Linked DNA regions of Homo sapiens: regions 1, 2 and 3 are each linked to region 4. A link is a contact called in ENCODE Hi-C or POLR2A ChIA-PET data. All regions are on one chromosome and are shown on one strand. Each heading gives the region's core, a stretch centred on a gene start or an enhancer-like site at or near the end of the contact. The rest is flanking DNA. Distances are from core to core; before and after follow the strand shown.

Region 1 (2,897 bases), core at 103-2,602, 2.1 Mb before region 4:
AAGTTCGAGACCAGCTTGACCAACATGGTGAAACCCCATCTCTACTAAAAAATACAAAATTAGCCGGGCACAGTGGTGCACGCCTGTGGTCCCAGCTACTTGGGAGACTGATGCAGGAGAATCGCTTGAACCCGGGAGGTGGAGGTTGCAGTGAGCTGAGATTGAGTGACAACTGCACGATAATGCATTTCATACCACTGAAAAGTACACCTAAAAATGGTGAAAATGGTAAATTTTGTATTGTGTATATTTTGCCACAATTAAAACACACAGGCCAGGTGTGGTGGCTCATGCCTGTAATGTTAGCAGTTTGGGAGGCTGAGGCAAAAGGATTGCTTGAGCTCAGGAGATAGAGGCCAGCCTAGGCAACATAGCGAGACCCCATCTGTATTTTTTTAATGTAAAAAATAAAATAACACACACACAGACAAACAAACAGAATCTGTATGAGTCACACGTTTAGGTAGCTGAATATCCTCTCTGCCCCCAATTCCCCCAAGTCAAAGGCAGAAGGGATTTGTTCCACCAAAGAGTTTACACCAGCCACAGCTGCCCACTGCAGTATCCTCCCAGGAAAAGCCCTTTTGTGCGTGGAGGAGGCAGATGGCGAGGAGGCAGATGTGCACTTTTTTTTTTTTTTTTTTTTTTTTTAGAGACAGGGTCTGGCTGTGTCTCCCAGGCTGGAGTGCAGTGGCGAGATCAAGGCTCACTGCAGCCTCGAACTTCCGGGCTCCAGCGATCCTCCTGACACAGCCTCCTGAGTAGCTGGGACTACAGGTGCACATCACCGCGCCCAACTAGTTTTTTAAAATTTTAGTAGAGATAGGCTCTTGCCATATTGCCCAGGCTGGTCTCTAACTCCTGACCTCAAATGACCCTACCGCCTCCCGAAGCGTCGGGACCACAGGCGGCGAGCCACCGGCCGGCCTCTGTGTGCACCGAGGAGCCGGGCAGCCACCGCCACGATCCAGCTTTAGGACATTTCCATCACCCCACTCAGCCTTCCTGCGCCCCTGGTTCCTCATCTATAAATAGAGATAATATACGCCTAACCCTCTAGGTCACCAGCACATTGCACCCATAATTATTATACTTGTTGATGCCACACTTTCAGGTTTTAACCTTTCCAAAGCGCAGCCCCGCCCCAGCGCAGCCCAAGTCCCTGCACGCAGAGGCGCCGATCACGGGTGGGAGGTGGATCCCGGAGGCCCCGCCCCAGGCCCCGCCCCTCCGTGCGCCCAAGCTCGACCGCCTGAAATCGGGGAATCGGGCCTCTGCCGGCGCCCTGGCAGCGGCGCGGGGCGTGGCTCCGGGCTGGATTGGTGGCGCCTGGGCCCCGCGAGCGCCTGCGCAGTGGTCAAGGCCGCGCTCGCGCCGAGGGGCTGCGAGAGTGACCGCGGCTGCTCCAGCGCTGACGCCGAGCCATGGCGGACGAGGAGCTTGAGGCGCTGAGGAGACAGAGGCTGGCCGAGCTGCAGGCCAAACACGGGGTGAGCGCATCAGCCCCCGCCAGGCTTGGCCCTCGCGGGGCGCCGCCCTCGCCCGGAGTGTAGGGCGCGCCTCCGGGGCGGAGGCTCTGGGCGCCTCCCCGGGGCCCCGGTCCCCTGCGCTGCCCTGGCGGCCTCGTGGCCGGCTCAGAGGTGGCCTCGTCGCTTTCCTCGTCGCGAGGGGCCCAGGAGGCTGGCGGCGGGGGCCGCCACGTGCGGGACCTGCCCTGGCGTTGGGGTGTGGGGTCCCCTAGCCTGGAGCGGGCTCGTCCTGGCGGGCCTGGATCCAAGCACAATCTCAGCTTTTGGAGCCAGCAGCCGGACCGAATTCAGTTTTTCCGGAGTTCAGTTGTTATGACCCAAGTTTAGCCGACAGGTATTGAGGGTCCGCTGTGTTCCCGGTGCTGAGAGCGCGGCAGGGTCGGAGGAACGCTTGCCCCGCCGGGATGACAGGGAGGGGCCGCCTGGGAAGCTTGGATGGATCACACGCCCGGAGAGGCGTTTCTGATAAGGGACCGGGACCTTAGGGACGGAGGGCGCAGTCTTTGAGTTATCGTTGTCCCTAATACCGAGGCCCGTTTTATTTTCCAGAAATTATTCCTACATGTGAAACACGGTTTCGTAATACAGGGATTCCCCTCCCCAGGGTGCTCTGTATTCCAAAGCCTTCTGAGGTTGTGGTTTTAGACGTTCATCAAAACGTTGTAAGTGGGAACTAGTTCATTGATTTCTGTGAGGCCCAGTTTCTTATTTGGGGAGTTGTTTCTACCACCGCAAGAGACTGTTATGTATAGGAAACAACAGAACCGTTCCTTTTTCCCGCCGCCTCCCGTGAAATTTCTCTATTAAATTTAAGTTTTTTTTTTCCAGGATCCTGGTGATGCGGCCCAACAGGAAGCAAAGCACAGGTATGGGCTGGAAACGTGAACTTTTTGAAGGGTGGTTTCACCAAATGGATTTCTTTTGCTGTAGTTATTTTAAGCAGGTGTGTGACTCAGATTTTTTTGTTTTGCTGGAATGGTGATTTGGCCAAAATCATCCGCAGGGTATCTTCATTATTGTTAAATAAACACGTGTGCAGCTCCACATCAGACCTTGTATTGCAATTACTGGTTGATGTTTCTCTGCTACAATGTGAGTACCTTAAAAATGAGCCTGATAATAGGCAGCTGTGGCAGTTTCCTCGGCTGTGGGGGTGACGTGAGTCCGGTGCCTCACTTAGTAAGTGCTCAATAAGTGTTAACTGGTAAGCTATTCTGATTGTTTTATCCCAACACAGCGCACAGCACCTGAGACAGATGCAGGTAATTGATTCGGTGGCAGGTTTATTGAATGAGTATGTGATTACCCTATCATGCTATCATTTTTTAAAAATTGTGGTTAAATAAAATTTCACCATCACAACCATTT
Region 2 (2,771 bases), core at 112-2,611, 2.8 Mb after region 4:
TACACAAAGGCGGGGGTGAAAAGATGGAAAGTAAATTTTGACAGTAGTTGCATGGCCTGTAGAACTATGAATGATTTTTGTTCTTCGAGCTTTTCTGTATTTTTCTCCACCCCACTCCACTCCCCAAATGGGGTGGAGTAGGGAAGGAGGAGAATGAGTTTAGTAAGTACACAAAACAACGTAGCTAATACACGAAAATAAAATTAAAAATAAATAAATATTAAAGTGTTGGGGATATCGATGTTTCATATAAAAACATATTTCCGGCCGGGCGCGGTGGCTTACGACTGTAATCTCAGCACTTTGGGAGAACGAGGCGGGTGGATCACCTGCGGTCAGTTGTTCGAGACCAGCCTGACCCACATGGAGAAACCCCGTCTCTACTAAAAATACAAAATTAGCCAGGCGTGGTGGTGCGCCTGTAATCCCAGCTACTCGGGAGGCTGAGGGAGGAGAATTGCTTCTTCCCAGGAGGCGGAGGTTGCGGTGAGCCAAGATCGCGCCATTGCCCTCCAGCAGCCTGGGCAACGAGAGCGAAACTCCATCTCAAAAACAAAAACAAAAAAACAACGTATTTCCAATGACCAAAGCTAAAGACATGCAGCGCTGGCACAAACGCCAAGTCTCACACATCTACACCCACAAGCACACCCTACCTTGTATCCACAGTTTTTCATTCATTCAAGATCCCACTGTCATGCACGTTTGCACGCAGGTTCATACTGAAAGATAAAAGGGAAAGCGCCTCCACGAAATCCGCTTACGGACACGATCCCGGGGCCACACTCAGCCAGACGAATGTCTGGCAAATGACAGTCACTTCACGCCAGACTCTCACAGTCCTTCACACGCCACTCCCACTGCCTCAGGGAACCACAAGCACAGGCATCGCCCCGCCCGGCGTCCTCCTCCAAAGATTGGGGCACCAGGACCGCGGGCCCCCACTCCCACCCAGCACAAAGAGTCCGGCGCTCAGAGCTAGCGGTTTCCCGAGGACTCACCACCAAGCCCGCGGACACAGGCCCCGATTCCACACTTAACGCTGCCAAAGTGGCAGAGCCGGCGCGGGCTGGGACAGAGGCGGCACTGAGGCCGGCGCTGTCGGTGGCTGAGAGCGCCACAAGTCTCGGTCCGTTACACCAGGGGCGACGCTTCCCAGAGGCCCCCGCGGCTCACCCGGGCGGGACTGGCTTCACTGTTTGCGCGTCCTGAGAAGCAGACCACGGTGTTCCAGGGCTCACAGCTCCGCGCAGGGGAGCTCAGCCTAGGTTTTGCACGAGCGGCCTCCCGCGAGCCCAGCTCTGAGAGATTGGGAGCGCAACTTGGTGCTGAGAAGAATCGAATCGTTCCGCTGCTTCCTGCGCCGAACTACATTTCCCAGAGGCCTTCGCGGCCCTACTTCCCCGACCCCACCTGCAAAAAGGCACTTCCTTCTTACAGTCGGCTGGAGCTGCAGGTTCGCAAGGTCCGTGAAGGAAGCCCGGCTCAGTGTGTTTAGTTCCGTCTTTTTGGGTCTCTACCTGAGGCTAGAATACAGCGGGGTGAAGGTGGTGAGAGCTCCAGGGCCAGTGAAGGCCGGGTCAGCTGGAGCCTTAAGGTCCTGACAGCGGCTAGAAGAGGGAGGAGTGACGTAGTGTGACTGTATGTGTGAAACTTCGGCCATGGAATTTGGAGTGGGGTTTCCAGGGCGAGAGACCCTGTCCAGTGACATCTGAGGTCGTGCGAATATGCGACCTTTTGTGTGACCATGGTCGCGTTTTATATTCTCGTGGCTGTTTGATTCTGACCTTGCAGTTTTGTCAGAGACAATGTGCATGTATTTGTTCTTTCTGGACTTCTCGATTGTGAGTGTGACAGTGTTATTGGATTTCATGACCCGGGATCGTGAGCGAAAAGTAGTGTGGCCAGACCGCCTGACTTCTAAACAGACTTGGCCTTACTAGCTGTGTCATCTCAGACTAGGTACTTAACTTCTCTATGCCTTTCGTGTTTTTTTTTTTTTGTTTGTTTTGTTTTTTTTGAGGCAGAGCCTCACTTTGTTGCCCAGGCTGGAGAGTGCAGCGGCGCGATGTTGGCTCACTGCAGCCTCGAACTCCCGGGCTCAAGCGATTCTCTGCCTCGGCCTTCCGAGTAACTGGGACCACAATCAAGGGACACTCCGCCCGGCTGATTTTTGTTTGTTTGTTAGTAGAGATAAGGTCTCGCTATGTTGCCCAGGCTGCTCTCGAACTCCTGAGCTCAAGCGATCCTCCCGCCTGGGCCTCAAAAAGTGCTAGGATTACAGGCATGAGCCGCACGGGGCCGGTCTTAATACCTTTAATAAAGAGATAATAGGCCGGACGCGGTGGCTCACGCCTGTGATCCCAGCACTTTGGGTGGGCAAAGCGCACGGATCATTTGAGGTCACGAGGTTTTTGTTTGTTTGTTTTTTAAGACGGAGTCTTGCTCTGTCGCTCAGGCTGGAGTGCAGTGGCGCGATCTCGGCTCACTGCAACCTCCGCCTCCTTTCGCCTCCCAGGTTCAGGCAATTTTTCTGCCTCAGCCTCCTGAGTAGCTGGGACTTAAGGCGCGTGCCACCACGCCCGGCTAATTTTTTTGTATTTTTAGTAGAGACGGGGTTTCACCATGTTGGTCAGGCTGGTCTCGAACTCCTGACCTCGTGATCTGCCCACCTTGGCCTTCCAAAGTGCTGGGATTACAGGCGTGAGCCACCGTGCCAGGCTGAGGGTAGCGGGTGGGAGACTGCCAGGAGTGTAGTGCGCTTGCGCAGT
Region 3 (3,143 bases), core at 132-2,631, 2.3 Mb before region 4:
GCCAGGCGACAGAAAAGCTACCAACAACCAGGCTGAAACAAGACAAATGCCATCTGAAAAAACAGCTGACATTTGTTTCTATCAAAGCCATCCAGCAGATACCTCAACATCTTTCCACAGAACGTGTGCTCTTTACTAACAACCGACACACAAAGGAGGACGATCTCCAACAGAGGTGACTAGGAAAGGCTTCCTGGATGGCGTAATTTAGTGTTGGAGTCAGACCAATGAGCCGCCTTTTCACGGGTGGAGGTCCCAGATGGCCATCCCTTTAACAAAAATCAATTAACATGTAAATTATGTACTGACAAATACAACGTTTGATGGGCCCGCTGCAGTGGCTAAAGCCTGTAATCCCAACATTTTGAGAAGCTGAGGCAGGAGGCCTGCTTGAACTCAGGAGTTTTAGACCAGACTGGTCAACACAACGAGACCCCATCACTATAAAAATTAAAATGAATCTCAGCTACTCAGGAGGCTGAGGAAGCAGGGTCACTTGGGCACAGGGGACTAAGGTTGCAGTGAGCTACGATCACACCACTGCACTCCAGCCTGGACGACAAAGCAAGACCCCCATCTCTACGAAAAATTTAAAAATTAGCTGGGCATAGTAGTGCGAGCCTGTGGTCCCAGCTACTCCGGAGGCTGAGGCGGGAGGATCGCTTGCGCCCAGGAGGCCGAGGTTGCAGTGAGCCGTGATAGCACCACTGCACTCCAGCCTGGGCGACAGACTGAGAGCCTCACCTGTAAAAAATAATTTTAAAAAAGGTTCCACCTAGTGTTTTCCGTGGTGTGACTAAGAAAAGTATCTAGAAATAAAGCACAGTCAGTACCTGCTCTCAAAAAACGGCTGCCAATCTAGTTTGGAGACAGAAAAATATACCCGACTGAGAACACAGAGGAGCCTGTTTTCGGAAGAGGGGCGTCTTTGGAGACGCAAAATCCTCTCCGCGGGACGCTGACGGGCAGTCGGTAAAGGACTTCCAAGCACTGGTCAGTGACAATCGGGCGCTGGGGCTTTGCCAAGGCCCGGAGGCGGCGCGCCAAACCGGGCAATGCGGGAAGCGGGGCAGGCCCGAGTGGCCCTACTGCTGCCGTCCCTACTGATCCCTGCGCATCCGCCACAGAGCAGGGAACGGCAGAAAGGAGGAAGGAGGGGGAGTTCCGTAAATCAGGCCCTCAGGGGCTCCCAGGCCCGCACCCCTCTCAAGCCCCGGGGACCACCGCGGAGCCGCTGCTCCGGGCCGTGCGGCTCGAGGCGAACCTGCCTCAGAGCCGCCGGGCCCTCCTATCCCGAGCCGTATCTCTAGCTCCGGCCTGAGGTGGCCGGCGACTGCGTGCGCAAACACAAGATCCGCACCCCACTCCCCGCCACTGCAGCTCCGCGGCCGCGCTCAGAGTCTCCGGAACAGACCGGACTCAATGCGGACCAGGCAAGCGGAAGTGTGCCGCTTCCTTCCGGCCAGCGCAGCACGAGACGAGGCGGGGAACCGCGGGAGGAGGCGGGGCCTAGTGTTGACGAACAGCTCCCGGGGCCTATGGGCGCGGGGGCAGCCGCCCGGCCTCTCCGGCGCGCCCCCTCCCCGGGGCTGTTGACGCCCCCCAGCCCCTCATTTCCACAAAGCTCCGCGGCGGTTCTGCCCTCCTTGTACCCGCGGCGCGCTGCGGCCCGTGGCGCGGCCCCGTTCCCGCCTAGCCCCGTCGGCCTCCTTCCCCTCCCGGAGCCGCGCGTGAGGACGGCTGAGGCCGCAGGTCTGTGGCGGCGCGCCGGGACGCGCGGGCGAGGGTCTACCGAGAGGGCGGGCGGGCGCCGGCGGAACCCTCGGCTACAGCCCCGAGCCCCTGGGGCCGCCCCTCCCCGCCGCGTGGCGCAGTCGGGGGGCGCGGCCGCGGCGTCGGGGCGTCGGGAGGGGCGGAGCGCGGGAGTGTCTGCCGGGACGCGGGCCGGGCTGGGCTCCGGAAGGACCAAGTTTGCGGAGCGGCTTCTGCTCGTCGGCCGTGCGGCGAGGCAGGGCCTGGGCTGCGACCCCGGCGGCCGCTCGCGGTCTTGGGAGAGCTGGGGCGCGTGCCTGAACTTCCCGGCTGCCCCTGTCCTTGGAGACCTACCTGATGGGGACGCCAGGTGTGCAGGGGCGTGGCGCGTAGGTAAGCGGACCCGGTGCCTGCCTCGTCCAGGGGATGCTCACTAGAGCGCTAGGCTTTTTTATTTTTATTTTTTAGAGACAGGGGTCTCGCTGTCTCGCCCAGGCTGGAGTGCAGTGGCGTTATCACGGCTCACTGCAACCTCGAACTCTTGGGCTCAAGCGATTCTCCCACCTCAGCCTCTGGAGTAGCTGGGACCACAGGCATGCACCACCGAGCCTGGCTATTTTATTGTATAGATAGGGTCTCGCTCTGTTCCCCAGGCTGGTCTCAAACTCATGGTCTGAAGTCATCCTCCTGCCTCAACCTCCCAAAGCGCTGGGATTACATGAGCCGCCTCGCCCGGCTAGCGCTAGTCGTCCTTATTAATAAAGAATCGCTTCTGGTCCCTTTTCAGTTGTTTACAATGGCATTCCTTTTGATCTGATGGAGGAACTTTTTTTCTTAGTTCATGGGACTGTTGCAGTGCCTGACACATAATTGGTACTTAAATATGTGTTGGTTTTCTGCCTTAACATATTAGAATATATGAATTGTTTAAAAAAGTCCTCTCACACTTAGGGAGGACTCTAGGATGAGGTCACATGGGGGATAAGCCCATCTGTGGCTGTAGGACTTTGTTAAACACTCCTCTTCTCCCTCTCTGTTCCAGATTCTCCATTTCCAGTGCTTGAAAGCACAGTACTTAAATCTGGCTTCCTGCTTTTTTTTTTTTTTTTGGTATGAATGAATACATGAATTGTATAATGTTAGTTGGTTTGTTCTGTAGAGCAAGTTACCCTTAGGAATTAATAAACTGTGGAAACAATCATGTCAGGCTACTAGTCACATTTAAGAAATAATTAGTAAGAGGCTGTTCATTATTCAGAGGAGTGAAGCAAGATGTTCTGGAGGACTGGAACCCGCTTACTCACTGCCACCACTCCCCCGCCTCCCACTTGCTGCTGCCAAACCAGGCTCCTGCTCCCCCCCACCCATTACTCCCACCGACGCTCCCTGGG
Region 4 (2,931 bases), core at 1-2,500:
GAGAAATTGAAATTGCCCACCTCTTTCCTGGAAAACTCATGAATAATCCACCCTTGTTTAGCACATCATCAAGCAATAAATACAAGTATCCCTAGTCCAGCAGCCCAAGCTGCTGCTCTAACAATGGAGTACCCATTGTTTCTTTACTTTCTTAATACACTTGCTTTGGCTTTGCACTGTGCTCTCCCATGGATTTTTTCTTGCGTGAGCTCTAAGAACTCTCTCTTGGGGTCGGATCCGGACCCCTTTCTGGTAACAGAAGCACTGCTTCACGAAGATCATGCAGGTCAGTACTTAATAAGTACAAAAAAGTCTATAGCGACACTATTTATAATTTTAAAAATGATTGAAGTCAATTAACATTTAAGTGTTAAAAAGAAAGTAAACAACCCAAATATACACAAACAGTAGACTGCTCTGGCTTGCATACAGAGAGGTCCATTGCCCTTTTGGGTGGGCCTAAGAAGCACTTCTGGGGAGAGGGGGCGTCAGGCTGTGATGGCTGCGGGAGGAGTGACTCCTCCCAGGATGAGGGTCTCCATCCTCCCAGTGCTCACTCAAGTTCAGTATTTCCAAGTCCTTCCAGGGGCGTAACGCACGTCAGAACGGCCATTAGTGTCACAGATACGTGTCCCCTTGCATTTCCAGGAAATGCCCTTGGTTGGCGAACTACAGTCGTGACAGTCGGGCCACAGGGCGTTTTGTGAGTTATCGTCTTGGGCAAATGAGTGCCAAAAAAAAAAAAAAAAAAAGACCTGAAGGTGAACAGCATAGCGGCAGGGTTTGGGATGAGAGGAGCCCCTTTGCTAGCAACGGCGAGCACTTGCGCGGTACCAGCAAGGGCTGCCCATGTCTCGGAGGGAAACGTTTGTGTGAGCGCAGGAATGACCCGGAAGACCTTGGCACGGCTGCAGTTTTCTGGGAAATGTAATTTCTTGGTCCGGGCGCCATGGCCCTTATAAGTAGAGGGTGTCCCTTGGTTTCGAGTTGTATCGTTCACCAGAGGACGACTGTGTGCCCCAGGACAATTTGCGCATGGTCCTAGCTGGCCGGCTCTAGGTCGACGGCCCCAGGCGGTTAAGCTACTTACAAAGCCGTGACCGGTTTGCCCGCGGCGCACCAGGTCCGCGCAGCCGCAGAGACCCTTGGGAAGTGTGGTCTTCGGGTGCCGGCGGTTCGCGGCTTCCGGGACATTTGTACCGCAGGGGGAGGATTCTGGGAAATGTGGTTCGCCGTGGGCGGTGCACTGGGTCAGTCCCGCGATAGCTTCAGGCCTGGCGGCGGCTTCCAAGCTAAGGAACGGTTTGGGGCAGTGTCGTTCCCGGAGGTCGGCCGCCGTTACCCGCTCACCAGCTACGCGGCGCGTCAGGTCCGCGGAGGCGCGGGCTCGGGGCGCCTGCGGGACGGTGAGGCCCTGCTGAGGACTCCGGCAAGTGTGGGTCGCGGCGACGGCGGGGCTAAGGCCCTGGGTCCGCGCGCGGTTTGACCACGGCCGGGGCCTTGGGCATTTCCTGGCCTTCCTGTTGAGCCGTGTAAACGCGGGGTGATGACGGCGCCGACCTCTTGGCACTGTTGTGAGAGCGAAGTGGGCGCGAGAGCAGACGCCAGCTACAGTTTTTTTTGGGTTATGTCGTCATGAAGCCGGCGCTTTCAGTTGTGCAACCTTGAACAAATGGGTTCAGTATCTCGGAATTTCAGTTTTGTCTTCATTTTAAAAAATAAATCTGGTTTAGAACTCGACCTCAAGCGATCCGCCCGCCTCCGCCTTCCGAAGTGCTGGGATTAAAGGCGTAAGCCACCGCACCAGCCTAACGAACATGGCGAAACGCCGTCTCTACTAAAAATACAAAAAAAAATTAGCTGGGCGTGGTGGCACGTGTCTATAATCCCAGCTATTCGAGAGGTTGAGGTAGGAGAATCGCTTCAACCCGGGAGGCAGAGGTTGCAGTGAGTCGAGGTCGCTCCATTGCACTCCAGCCTGGAGACAGAACGAGACTCCGTCTCAAAAAAAAAAAAAAAAAAATCTGGAATAATATGAATGCACACCTTGCAAAGTGGTGAAGACTGAACGAGCTGATAAAGTTGTTACCGTTGTTTTATGAGTCTTTTGTATACAGAATAATTGATTTTCCCCGCAGGTGGCACCTGGTAAATAGCCCTTGCGGAGAAACACCCTGTTCCTTCCCAGGGAGAGATTGACGCTCCGGCGAGTGATTACCAGTGTGCTTTTCCATTAAGGTGTGTGACAGGTGCCGCAAGATAAGCCCGATTTTTCATGACTGCTTTTTCCTGCCTTTCTGTGCCCTCAGGACACTGCCCATCTCTAAGATAAGAACCTGGAAAGGGGACTCTGTTGGCCATTGGAAATTGCAGAATAATGTCTCAGGTAAGTCGGTGTGTCCCCAAATCTTCCTGAAACACTTTATTAGGCCTCTGTGTGTTTGCTTTGCTTCTCCTGCCTGTTCCCACCTAATCAAGTCCATTTAAGGGACTAGATCTATGGTTCCTTTCACTATAGGAAGAATGGAGCCCACAGGAGAGCTCCAAGGTATTGTCCTCATCACCCAGTGTTCCTCTTTTCTACAGTTTTCTGCTAGAAGACTTTCTAGATTGCCAACATTTTAAAACTGTAATTCACAATGCAACTTTGGAATGTAAGGTTATTCGGTTTATGGTTGTCAAAACTGTACCATGTGGTCTCAAGTGAAGAGATGTTTGGAGTCATCCTTGATTCTTCCTTTTGACTTATAACTCATATTCAGGTCCTCTAGTTTGGATCTAAACGATACACCGTATACAGCATCTGACCATTAGTTAGCCCATCACCACCACCACCACTACCACCCCAGTCCGAGCCACCTGGATTATTGCGGTAGCCTCCTAGCTGGATTCCCAGCATCTGCCCTTAACCCTCATCAGTCTGTTCTCAGT

The links. A loop is a pair of places that touch in the nucleus more often than their neighbours do. ChIA-PET counts read pairs that join two places held with the same protein, here RNA polymerase II (POLR2A). Pooled maps may share reads with other maps.
Region 1: a loop to region 4 is called in a pooled map, with 20 times the contacts of the local background. The contact joins the promoter of PDCD5 here to the promoter of ZNF302 in region 4. A Hi-C loop is called at or near these places in 2 of 37 single-sample maps with no recorded cell type and 7 of 50 pooled maps.
Region 2: a loop to region 4 is called in a map of B cell, with 31 times the contacts of the local background. The contact joins the promoter of ZNF569 here to the promoter of ZNF302 in region 4. A Hi-C loop is called at or near these places in 6 of 168 maps with a recorded cell type or tissue (B cell, CD14-positive monocyte, CD4-positive, alpha-beta T cell and 2 more), 4 of 37 single-sample maps with no recorded cell type and 17 of 50 pooled maps.
Region 3: a loop to region 4 is called in a map of CD14-positive monocyte, with 15 times the contacts of the local background. The contact joins the promoter of DPY19L3-DT here to the promoter of ZNF302 in region 4. A Hi-C loop is called at or near these places in 2 of 168 maps with a recorded cell type or tissue (CD14-positive monocyte and naive thymus-derived CD4-positive, alpha-beta T cell), 1 of 37 single-sample maps with no recorded cell type and 7 of 50 pooled maps. POLR2A ChIA-PET finds 5 or more read pairs at or near these places in 1 of 52 experiments (activated CD4-positive, alpha-beta T cell).

What each region holds. Positions count from the first base shown.
Region 1 is chr19:32,579,838-32,582,734 of GRCh38, forward strand. PDCD5 (programmed cell death 5) reads left to right here and starts at 1,353. Exons shown (of 6, transcript NM_004708.4): 1 at 1,353-1,490; 2 at 2,358-2,395. The coding sequence starts at 1,425. RefSeq lists an enhancer at 803-892 and silencers at 1,103-1,832, 1,178-1,354.
Region 2 is chr19:37,466,083-37,468,853 of GRCh38, forward strand. It overlaps ZNF569 (zinc finger protein 569), which reads right to left and starts at 1,362. Exons shown (of 6, transcript NM_152484.3): 1 at 1,002-1,362. It also overlaps a transcript of ZNF570 not described here. RefSeq lists an enhancer at 1,183-1,232.
Region 3 is chr19:32,404,158-32,407,300 of GRCh38, forward strand. DPY19L3-DT (DPY19L3 divergent transcript) reads right to left here and starts at 1,382. Exons shown (of 3, transcript NR_046201.1): 1 at 834-1,382. It overlaps DPY19L3 (dpy-19 like C-mannosyltransferase 3), which reads left to right and starts at 1,613. Exons shown (of 19, transcript NM_001172774.2): 1 at 1,613-1,752. RefSeq lists silencers at 1,165-1,214, 1,245-1,994.
Region 4 is chr19:34,676,428-34,679,358 of GRCh38, forward strand. It overlaps ZNF302 (zinc finger protein 302), which reads left to right and starts at 1,251. Exons shown (of 5, transcript NM_001289187.2): 1 at 1,251-1,676; 2 at 2,310-2,386. The coding sequence starts at 2,378. It overlaps SCGB2B2 (secretoglobin family 2B member 2), which reads right to left and starts at 732. Exons shown (of 4, transcript NM_001025591.4): 1 at 1-732. It also overlaps the pseudogene ZNF807P and the pseudogene SCGB1B2P. RefSeq lists enhancers at 223-1,120, 780-879, 930-989, 1,121-2,017, 2,875-2,931 and a silencer at 1,440-1,499.